2 separate regions of the Homo sapiens genome follow, and region 2 is linked to region 1. Evidence: chromatin contacts called from ENCODE Hi-C or POLR2A ChIA-PET data. All regions are on one chromosome and are shown on one strand. Each heading gives the region's core, a stretch centred on a gene start or an enhancer-like site at or near the end of the contact. The rest is flanking DNA. Distances are from core to core; before and after follow the strand shown. Region 1 overlaps TFCP2 (transcription factor CP2). Region 2 holds the start of TFCP2 (transcription factor CP2).

The links. A loop is a pair of places that touch in the nucleus more often than their neighbours do. ChIA-PET counts read pairs that join two places held with the same protein, here RNA polymerase II (POLR2A). Pooled maps may share reads with other maps.
Region 2: a loop to region 1 is called in a map of mammary epithelial cell, with 7 times the contacts of the local background. The contact joins the promoter of TFCP2 here to the enhancer-like site in region 1. A Hi-C loop is called at or near these places in 7 of 168 maps with a recorded cell type or tissue (Caco-2, IMR-90, PC-3 and 4 more) and 4 of 50 pooled maps. POLR2A ChIA-PET finds 5 or more read pairs at or near these places in 6 of 52 experiments (K562, MCF 10A, PC-9 and 1 more).

Annotation. Positions count from the first base shown.
Region 1 is chr12:51,117,493-51,123,306 of GRCh38, reverse strand. It overlaps TFCP2 (transcription factor CP2), which reads left to right. Exons shown (of 15, transcript NM_005653.5): 2 at 4,535-4,686; 3 at 5,560-5,636. Among named protein-coding and RNA genes, the nearest start is that of CSRNP2, 37 kb to the right of the region's middle. Within about 2 kb of position 4,451, at least 2 of the 41 ENCODE cell types and tissues checked have a DNase peak (open chromatin) inside an H3K27ac peak, as active enhancers do; they include PC-9, where a contact is called at or near this core.
Region 2 is chr12:51,171,487-51,176,803 of GRCh38, reverse strand. It overlaps TFCP2 (transcription factor CP2), which reads left to right and starts at 3,669. Exons shown (of 15, transcript NM_005653.5): 1 at 3,669-4,503. The coding sequence starts at 4,382. LOC124902933 (a long non-coding RNA gene) reads right to left here and starts at 2,249. Exons shown (of 2, transcript XR_007063307.1): 1 at 2,121-2,249. RefSeq lists enhancers at 3,347-3,396, 3,489-4,236, 4,337-4,386.

The DNA of each region.
Region 1 (5,814 bases), core at 3,202-5,701:
AGAAATGCGGTGTAGCAAGAATATGAATAATTGAAATATGTTTGGGGTTTATAGATCTTAAACTCTTTGATGAGGAAATACAGTCTTGTGTATTTGGTTTGGCTGTACTGTTTTGAGTTAATTTTAGGGGTAACTTTGAGAATCAGTTTTAGAATTCCAGCCCCAGATGACAGTCCTTTGCTTAGTCATGGGTTAGGTGTAATGCCACATGATCCTGAGAAGACTAGGAATGGTTGCTATTTATTAACCTTGGTTGGTAGTGATACTTGAGAAGAAAAAATAACCACCCTACATTCATAGAGGTTGAACTGTTGCTATGTTTCAAAATTCTGTTTGCCTTGAAATCTGGTAATCTTTACTAATCTTTTAAGGAATCATCAGATGTGATGTATTTGAGAATGATAAGGTAGTAAAGGCTTAGAAATGCTAACACTGTGTTAAGTTTTGTGGTGTTTTACTTTATTTTCTATACTTTTTGTTAGGAGAGCACTGGTAACTTCCTGATCTTGAGAAATAAAAGGACTAGAACAGAGTAATTTTTTAGAAAACTCTATGTTTCTACAGTTGTAAATAGTCTGAAGGGAACAATAATATGTTTCATGTGGAAAAAAATTAATATGGACAGGAAGAAGGATTCCCTCAACATTCTCCACTCTTAACTCATATGAGCAAAGCCTAAGCAAAAGAAAGTGCCTTTTGTGTTTCTGGCCTTTGAAATATTTTTTAACGATTAGAAAATTGTTTCATAGGCTGGGTGTGGTGGCTCACACCTGTAATCCCAGCACTTTGGGAGGCCGAGATGGGCAGATTACCTGAGGTCAGGAGTTCGAGACCAGCATGGCCAACATGGTGAAACCCTGTCTCTACTAAAAATATAAAAATTAGCTGAGTGTGGTAGCAGGTGCCTGTAATCCCAGCTACCCGGGAAGCTGAGGCAGGAGAATCACTTGAACCCAGGAGGCAGGGGTTGCAGTGAGCCAAGATGGTGTCACTGCACTCCAGCCTGGGTAACAGAGGGAGACTCTATCTCAAAAAAAAAAAAAAAAAAAAAAAGAAAAGAAAAAAAATAAAACTGTTTCATGAAAACTGGTTTGCATCTAATCTTTCTGGATTCAAATAATAACATTGTTATTCAGACATCAACAGAAAGAAAAATTTTCTTCTCTTCCACCCCTCTGTTTTTTAGTGTTCATGCCAGTAAATTTGTATTATACCTGTGTGTGAAGTCAATAATCAGAACATTTGCTACTTGTTTTATTTTCCAGTAATAATTTATAATATTGTCTGTAAAATTCACAAGAGTGTAGTCAACTTTCTGTCAATAGTGTCTTTGCCTGAAGGTAGTGACCCTGTAATCTGATGTATTGGGGAAAATGTGTATACAGGTGAGATATATAGGTACATATAAAGAATTGCTTTTTCATCTGTGAATGGTTAAAACAAAAGCATTTTTGTCTCTTTAGAAGCTTAATATTTAAATTATAGGTAAAGATTTCAATGTATTTCATTTTGAACATGGGGAATGTTAACAAGAATCATTGGGCTGGGTGTGGTGGCTCATGCCTATAATCATAGTACTTTGGGAGGCTGAGGTGGGCAGATCACTTGAGGTCAGGAGTTTGAGACCAGCCTGGCCAACATGGTGAGACCTCGTCTCTACTAAAAATACAAAAGTTAGTCGGGTGTGGTGGCGTGTGCATGTAGTCCCAGCTACTTGGGAGTCTGAGGCAGGAGAGTCACTTGAACCCGGGAGGTGGAGGTTGCAGTGAGCCGAGATCGTGCCACTGCACTCAAGCCTGGGAGACAGAGTGAGACTGTCTTAAAAAAAAAAAAAAAATCACTGGATTCCTGACTTCTGATCTTTTGGGGGAATATTTTTTTTTCTTTTGAGATGGAGTCTCGCTCTGTCTCCCGGGCTTCAGTGCAGTGGTACGATCTTGGCTCACTGCAACCTCCACCTCCCAGGTTCAAGCAATTCTCCTGCCTCAGCCTCCCAAGTAGCTGGGACTAGGCGCGCGCCAACGCGCCCGGCTAATTTTTGTACTTTTAGTGGAGACGGGGTTTTACCATGCTAGCCAGGCTGGTCTCAAACTCCTGACCTCAAGTGATCTGCCCCCCTTGGCCTCCCAAAGTGCTGGGATTACAGGCATGAGCCATACCGTGCCTAGCCAAGGGAATCTTAATTGTTTCTTTTATTTCATGTACCCTGTTCCTTTTCTTTTGTACCCAGAAGTACTCTGTGGCCTATATATATTTTTTCTTTTTTAAAAAAAACTTTACTGTGGAAAATTTCAAACATATACAAAGTAAACAGAATAATATGATGAACCCTCTTGTACTCATCACCTTGCTTTAACATGTTACTACTCTTTTTACCTTTTTTTTTTTTTTTTTTTTGAGACACAGTCTCGCTATGTCGCCCAGGCTGGAGTGCAGTGGCACAATCTCGGCTCAAGTGATTCTCGTGCCTCAGCCTCTGACATAGCTGGGATTACAGATGTGTGTCTCCACACCCATCTAATTTTTGTATTTTTATTAATAGTAGAGATGGGGTTTCACCATGTTGGCCAAGCTGGTCTTGAACTCCTGGCCTCAAGTGATCTGCCTGCCTTGGCCTCCCAAAGTGCTGGAATTACAGCCGTGAGCCACCACACCTAGCCCTCTTTTATTATTTTTACTTCTACCTATTCCCCATCCTCTAATCAATAATTTTTTTTTTAGGTAAAATTCATATACAATGAGATGCAAAAATAAGCTGTTACAGTTACAACCACGTAGCAGACCTATCATAGTATAATACATTTTTATCTCCCTACAAAGTTCCCTTATATACCTTCCAAGTCATCCCCTGCCCCACCAGGAAACCATTGTTCTCTTTGGCTCTGCCTGTTTTAGACTGTCATATAAACAGAACCATGCATTACACATTCTTTGTGTCCGGCTTTTTTTGTCGAGCATTATATCTGTGAGATTCATCCGTGTTGCATTCCTTTGTTTCACTGAGTAGTCCATTGTATGGATATACCATGGTTTGTACATCCGTTCTCTTACTCATGAACATTTAGGTTCTTTCCAGTTTTTATTTTTTTGTTGTTGTTGTTGTTCTTTTTTTTTTTTTTTTTTTTTTTTGAGACAGAGTCTTGCTTTGTTGCCCAGGCTGGAGTGCAGTGCCACGATCTCGGCTCACTGCACCTCTGCCTCCTGAGGTCAAGTGATTCTCCTGCCTCAGCCTCCCAAGTATCTGGGACCACAGGCATGCGCCACCACACCCAGCTAATTTTTGTAATTTTGGTAGAGACAGGGTTTCACCATGTTGGCCAGGCTGGTCTCAAACTCCTGACCTCAGGTGATCCACCCGCCTCGGCCTCCCGAAGTGCTGGGATTACAGGCGTGAGCACCTGGCCTAGTTTTTGCTTTTATGCTGTGAACATTTATAACAAGTCTTGGGTGGACTTACATTTTCATTTTTCTTGGATAAGTACCAATGGGTGGAATTGCTGGGTCAATAGATGCATGGTTAATTTAATTTAATTTTTTTAATTAATTTTTTTTTTTTGAGATGGAGTTTCGCCTTTGTTGCCCAGGCTGGAGTGCAGTGGCACCATCTCGGCTCACTACAACCTCCACCTCCCGGGTTCAAGCAGTTCTCCTGCCTCAGCCTCTTGAGTAGCTGGGATTACAGGCATGCGCCACCACTCCCAGCTAGGTTTGTATTTTTAGTAGAGACAGGGTTTCGCCATGTTGGTCAGGCGGGTTTCCACCTCCGGACCTCAGGTGATCCGCCCACCTCGGCCTCCCAAATTGCTGGGATTACAGGCATGAGCCACTGTGCCTGACTGCATGTTTAATTTTATAAAAAACTGCCAAACCTTTTCCTAAACTGTTTTATGTCATTGTACATTGCTACTGACAAAAGGATGAGAGTGTGGTTTTACATTCCCACTGACAAAGGATGGGTATGTGTCTTTGGTTTGCAAGTTTAGATAAACTGATAGATACAAAAAGCTTTTTCTTAGAGGAAATGGCTTGTAGGAACATCTCAATATTAGTTGTTATTCCACAGAATGTAAGATGACCTTGAAATATATACTCGTTATTGATTTGTCCTTTTCACGTGGCTTCTAAGGAATTGTAGAAGTTATTTTAGTCCTTATAGTAAATCAGCTGATATGGTTATATAGATAGTATAGTTGTTGCCTTTCTGAGAATGAAGACGTTACTGAATGTCCTAGATTTATACATTTTAGAACTCTGTTTATAATTTCCACAGTCCTTTTAGGAACCCCTGTCTATGATTCCTAGAAACATTCTCTTTAACACTTAGTGGTTTTAGCAGTGAATATCTGTCATCACCCACACTGTTGTGGTCAGGGGGATATCACAGCAGGTAATCTAAATGGAATTCTTGGGATGAAACTCCACCAAGGTGAGTAATGTTTATGGCTTTCCAAAGCATTGCAGTTAAATCATTCAGCAATAAACCTGCGTTTGCACCATTGCCAGGTATTAATGTGAGTCATTTGTTTTATTTTAGTGATGTCCTTGCATTGCCCATTTTTAAGCAAGAAGAGTCGAGTTTGCCTCCTGATAATGAGAATAAAATCCTGCCTTTTCAATATGTGCTTTGTGCTGCTACCTCTCCAGCAGTGAAACTCCATGATGAAACCCTAACGTATCTCAATCAAGGTTAGATGCTTCCTCATTCATTAGTACTATTGCAGACCTACTGTATTTATGATTTTTTTGTTTGTTTGTTTGTTTTGAGACGGCGTCACCCAGGCTGGAGTGTAGTGGCGCCATCTTGGCTCACTGCAAGCTCTGCCTCCCGGGTTCACACCATTCTCCTGCCTCAGCCTCCTGAGTAGCTGGGACCACAGGCACCCGCCACCACACCCGGCTAATTTTTTTGTATTTTTAGTAGAGATAGGGTTTCATCGTGTTAGCCAGGATGGTCTCGATCTCCTGACCTCATGATCCGCCTGCCTTGGCCTCCCAAAGTGCTGGGATTACAGGCGTGAGCCACCGTGCCCGGCCATTTATGATGTTTTATTAGGTACACTTATATGTAAAAACTTAGATCTTTCTAGTGTGGCCTATCAAACTAGAAGTCCTACTTCAGAGATTTGAGTTCTAATGTCATACTTGATATCTATTACTAGCTTCTTTTGCTTAGCTGTCCATTTTTAGTGTCCAGCTTCCTCTTCCTAATCATATTCCCTAGACACTCCCATTGGTTACTGTCTGAGAAGTATTACTCTACCTGGCTCTATTATTTACCAATTGTGTGGCCTTGGACAAGTTGCTAAAACTCTTTTAAGTTTCAATTTCTTTGTCTGTAAAATGGGATTGATAATACCTTAGAAAAGTATATCAGTTAAATGAGATAATGTGACAATACTTAGCACAGTGCTGAGCATCTTGTAAAGGCTTCTGATTGTTGTTACTAATACTAATAATATTATTATACTGTTGTATATTCAACCAACTGAATTTTATTCTTTCCGAATCTAGCAAAGTTAATTTGTGGTGAATATAATATGTAATTACTTTTTCTTCTAGGACAGTCTTATGAAATTCGAATGCTAGACAATAGGAAACTTGGAGAACTTCCAGAAATTAATGGCAAATTGGTGAAGGTAAAACGAATAAATCATTCTTCTGTACAATATTTTTTACTAATCCTTTTGGGATTTTAAATTTTGTTGTTGTTGTTAATGTTCTTTTGCTTCCAATGGCTTAATGGTATCTCTTGCCTGCAGTAATTTGTTGGCAGAGTAGTAAGCTGATGTGTTATTTCTTTGGGGTCAGAGTAAG
Region 2 (5,317 bases), core at 2,420-4,919, 54 kb before region 1:
GGAAACCCCGTCTCAACTAAAAATATAAAAATTAGCCAGGCATGGTGGCGTGTGCCTGTAGTCCCAGCTACTCGGGAGGCTGAGGCAGGAAAATTGCTTGAACCCAGAAGGCGGAGGTTGCAGTGAGCCGAGATCGCGTCACTACACTGCAGCCTGGGCGACAGAGGGAGACTCCGTCTCATAAATGAATAAATAAATAAATAAATAAATAAATAAATGCTATTAAAACCATAACAGTCTCGGTACCGTGGCTCATGCCACGGTAATCCCAGTACTTTGGGGGGCTGAGGTGGGAGGATCGCTTGAGCCCAGGAGTTTGACACTCACTTGGGCAACATAGTAAGATTCCATTTCTACTAAAAATAAAAAATTAGCTGAGTGTCGTGGTGTATGCCTTTAGTCCCAGCTACTCGGAAGGCTTAGGTAGGAGAATTGCTTGAGCCTGGGAGGTGCAAGATGCAATGAGCTGTGATCATGCCACTGCATTCCAGCCTGGGCAACAGAGTGAGACCCTGTCTCAAAAACACCAAAACCAAAACTTAAAAAAAGAAAACATGGCCGGGCACTGTGGCTCATGCCTGTAATCCCAGTACTTTGGGAGACCGAGGCGCGCAGATCAAGAGATCAAGACCATCCTGGCCAACATGGTGAAACCCTGTCTCTACTAAAAATACAAAAATTAGCTGGGCGTGATGGCATGTGCCTGTAGTCCCAGCTACTTGGGAGGCCGAGGCATAAGAATCGCTTGAACCCAGGAGGCAGAGGTTGCAGATCGCACCACTGACTACAGCCTGGCAACACAGCGCGACTCAGTCTCAAAGGGCATAGTGGTGTGCACCTGTAGTCCCAGCTACTTGGGAGGCAGAGGCAAGAGGATTGCTTGAGCCCAGGAGTTTAAGGTTACAGTGAGCTATGATCAGGCCACTGCACTCCAGTCTGGGTGACAGAGGGAGACCCTGTCTCTAAAAGAAACAAAAAAATCCCAAGCCCATAACATACTATACAATGTAAATTAATGTTATTAAAATAGGATAACAAAATCAACCCAATCTTAACAGAGAAGCAGAAGTGTACTACCAGTGGGAGACTGGAGATAACATTTATTGAATCATTACTATTTTTGCGGCATTTTGGTACCTTATTTAATACTCACAACAGGCTGGGCGCGGTGGCTCACGCTTGTAATCCCAGCATTTTGGGAGGCCGAGGCGGGCGGATCACGAGGTCAGGAGATGGAGACCACGGTGAAACCCCATCTCTACTAAAAATATTAAAAAAATTAGCTGGGCATGGTGGCGGGCGCCTGTAATCCCAGCTACTCGGAGAGGCTGAGGCAGGAGAATGGTGTGAACCCGGGAGGCGGAGCTTGCAGTGAGCTGAGATCGCGCCACTGCACTCCAGCACTCCAGCCTGGGTGACAGAGCGAGACTCCGTCTCAAAAAAAAAATACTCACAACAATTTTAGGGGGAGGTATTATTTTCACTAATTTATGCATTAAAATACTGAGGCTCAGAGATGTAAAGTTACTTGCCTGAGATTACACAGCTAGAGATGGAGCTGATGGTCAAACAAGGCATGGCTCTATCTAAGAGAGGTTTAAAAATACCCTAAGTACAATGCTGGTTTACAAAGGATTTTGACCACCGGGCACGGTGGCTCACGCCTGTAATCCCAGCACTTTGGGAGGCTGCGCCAGGTGGATCATTTGAGGTCAGTTCAGAACCAGCCTGGCCAACATGGTGAAACCCCGTCGCTACTAAAAATACAAAAATTAGCCGGGTGTGGTGGTACACACCTGTAATCCCAGCTACTCGGGAGGCTGAGGCAGGAGAATTGCTTGAACCTGGGAGATGGAGGTTGCAGTGAGCTGAGATTGCGCCACTGCACTCCAGCCTGTTCGAGAGACCAAGACTCTATCTCAAAAACAAAAACAAAACCCAAAAACTTTGAGCCCTCAGATCTCCATGTGACATCTCTCTTTTTGTCTATGAGCCCAGGACCCATTCCTTTATCCACAGTCACACATTTTGAGATAGAACTGGCTCATGGGAAGAAAAGATGGCTTAAAGAGATACTGAATGTCTCCAGAATGAGCTAAGACTTTGATCCTAGGGCTTACCAAGGTAAGACGGCAGGTTTAAGCCTGGAGCCTTCAGAGAGATGCCTGTGGCTGAAACACCCCATACCAGCACAACATGTTGCCATCTTCATGTCAACTTCTCTCTTTTTCTTGGTTCTCTTATTCCTTTTTCATTCCTTTTTAAATTCAATAAACATGTTTAAAAGTCCTGTTGAAAGCAGGAACTATAGTAGGAGATATTTAGAACGCAAGCCTGAAAAAGACCTATTCCTTATTCTTTAGATCAATCTAGTGAGAGAGGCAGATATATACAAAAGTATAAGTCAAGGCAGATTTTAAAAAATTCAGCAACGGAATACAACAATGAACCAAGACTTTCACATAAAGGCAATGTCTTGTAACGAAAAATGCCAGGCTTTGGAATCAGCTCTGAAGCTGGCATGTCAATTTAGCTCCGGCCAATTTAAGGGCTTAGCCTTGGTTTCTTACTGATAAAATAAGAGTCATTAAATTTAGCTTTATAATTCTAATTCCAAGATCGCTTTGAGGACTACTCATAGTGTAATAAAGTTCCTAGCAGTAGTTGATACTTAATAAACAATGGCCATTATTACTCAATCCTCAAAGGAGGAAGGTGGAGCAGATAAAGTTACTCCCACTCCCGTTTACAAACGAGGAAGCTAAATCTGTGACATTAAGCAATTGTTCTGAAGACACCAAAGTAGCAAATGAAGACGCCAGCCTAAACTCTGATTTTCAGATCTTTTAAATTCCAACACCCCATACCAGCACAACAACCTTTTAAAAACCACTGTTTTTTTTTTTTTTTTTTTTTTTTTTTTTTTTTTTTTTGAGACGGAGTTTCACTTTTGTTGCCCAGGCTGGAGTGCAATGGCGCGATCTCGGCTCACTGCAACCTCCGCCTCCTGGGTTCAAGAGATTCTCCTGCCTCAGCCTCCCGAGTAGCTGGGATTACAGGCCCGCGCCACCACACCTAGCTAATTTTTGTATTTTTAGTAGAGACGGGGTTTCTCCATGTTGGTCAGGCTGGTCTTGAACTCCCGACCTCAGGTGATCCGCCCGCCTCGGCCTCCCAAAGTGCTGGGATTACAGGCGTGAGCCACCGCGCCCGGCCTAAAAACCACATTTTTACTGATCTCATGCTTTTCTGTTCAAATGCATTAGAGAGGATGCCGAAGATAAAATGAATATACAGGGAAGTGGGACTTATGCAGGGTCTTGACCTCCGGAGAGGTGAGTTTAAGGAGACAGGAGTATGGGCAGGAGCAAGCGCACACACGTAAGGAGCGTTTGGGAAGCCGTCAAGAGTCCGCCAGGGGTGGAGTGGGTTCATAAGGCTAGAAGAAGGGCTCCTTCCATGGCTCAGGGTGACGACTTGATGGGTAGCGAATACCAGAACTCTGGTAACTACACGGATACACGTTTAAACCCGGACACTTGCACGCCGGGTCCTCCCCGTGATCGCCCAGCCCATCTCGGGGGCAGAGCCGTGGCGCAGCCCGCCTATCATCGCTGCCGAGACTGACGCGGTCTCTTCTTTATAGGCGAACGACAGCGTGACGTCATGTTCGCCGGGCAGGCGAGGAAAGAGGACGCCATGATTGGTTGGCGCTGGGGCGGCGGACGGTGGAAGGGCCTGGCGAGTCTAGGTTTTACGCCTGTGCTGGACTTTCTCCTTCCATGTTTCCAGGCCGTGGGGGGCTACAGAGGGCGAGAAGTCGGCTCAGCGGAAACCTGGATTTGGTTCTAAGCCGTGGGGTTGAGAAGGGGTGACCGGAAGTGATCGTGGGACTGACCGGAAGCGAGGCCTGGAGGGGAAAGAGAGAGCGAGACCTGGGAGGGAGGGGGCCTCCAGCAGAAAGGGGCGGGGGAAAAGGTGCAAAAGCAGCGTGGGAGCGCCGGGCTGGCTTCCTGCGGCTGCTGCTGGTCTGACTGGGAAGCAGCAAGCCACCACTACGAACTCTCAAGAGGAGTGGGAGTGCGGGAGTCCAGAGCTGCCTCTGGGAAGTCTGCAGTAGTTGAGCAAAGGGGTCCTCACGTTCCTGAGAGCTGGGCAGGGGGGATTTTGGAACCTGGGGCAGCCAAGAACGAGCAGCCAAGGGTACGGGAGATTAGTTGTGCACAGAGCAGTGCTGGTCGGGCTTGGGGGTGGCTGGTGGGCACTGCGTGGGAAACCTTGGTTTGTAGTTTTCTTGGTTTGCGTTACTCCTGTTGGGTAGAATTACCCTCCGCGCCTTTGTACAAGACACGGTGTCTCCTGGGGCAAGGAAGGAGCCAGGATGGCCTGGGCTCTGAAGCTGCCTCTGGCCGACGAAGTGATTGAATCCGGGTTGGTGCAGGACTTTGATGCTAGCCTGTCCGGGATCGGCCAGGAACTGGGTGCTGGTGCCTATAGCATGAGGTGAGTGAGATTTTCCCAGACCCTACACCTTCTGAATAACAAAGGCGGATAGACACTAAGAAAAGGGGTTGAGTGGGAAGGAGGTGTATAGAGTTTTAAAAAGCTGTTTACGATTGGGGAAAAGGGACTTGTTCTTTTGTCGCTTTGAGTAGTTAGTGTTGTGGAAGAAATGGAAAAAGCGATTGTAGGCGATATGAAGCCTGTGCAGAATCAGTGGAAGAAGGAAGTGGTCCCTGATTAGTAACCAGATGAATGTTGAGAGGCTTTTGTGCCAATGTGGGAGACTTGGGGACTGATGGTGTATGTGTGGGTAAGTCTGACGTTGTGTGAAGAAGGGTTACATATAGCATAGGAATGGTATCTAGGAAGTTGGGAAATTGGGAGCTGGTGCTTAATGATGAATATTGGTTCGTTTCTTGTTGGAAAGATATGGAAGTCCTTGATGAAGAAGTCCGTACAGCTCTATCTTACCACTAGCTTGCTTTAAGACTTTACTTAATTCTGGGATTTCTGACTTTTAAAACATAAGCTGTGAAATGAAAAAGTGACGAAGAAAACTTAAGATGCTTCTGGATCTTTATGTATCAAGCCAGTTGTTGATAACAGATGAAAAATCTCCTTTCGGCCGGGTGCGGTGGCTCACGCCTGTAATCCCAGCGCTTTGGGAGGCTGAGGCGGGCGGATCACTTGAGCTCAGGAGTTCGAGACCATCGTGGCCAACGTGGTGAAACCCCGTCTCTACTAAAAATACAAAAATTAGCCGGGTGTGGTGGCGCGGGCCTGTAATCCCAGCCACTCGGGAGGCTGAGGCAGG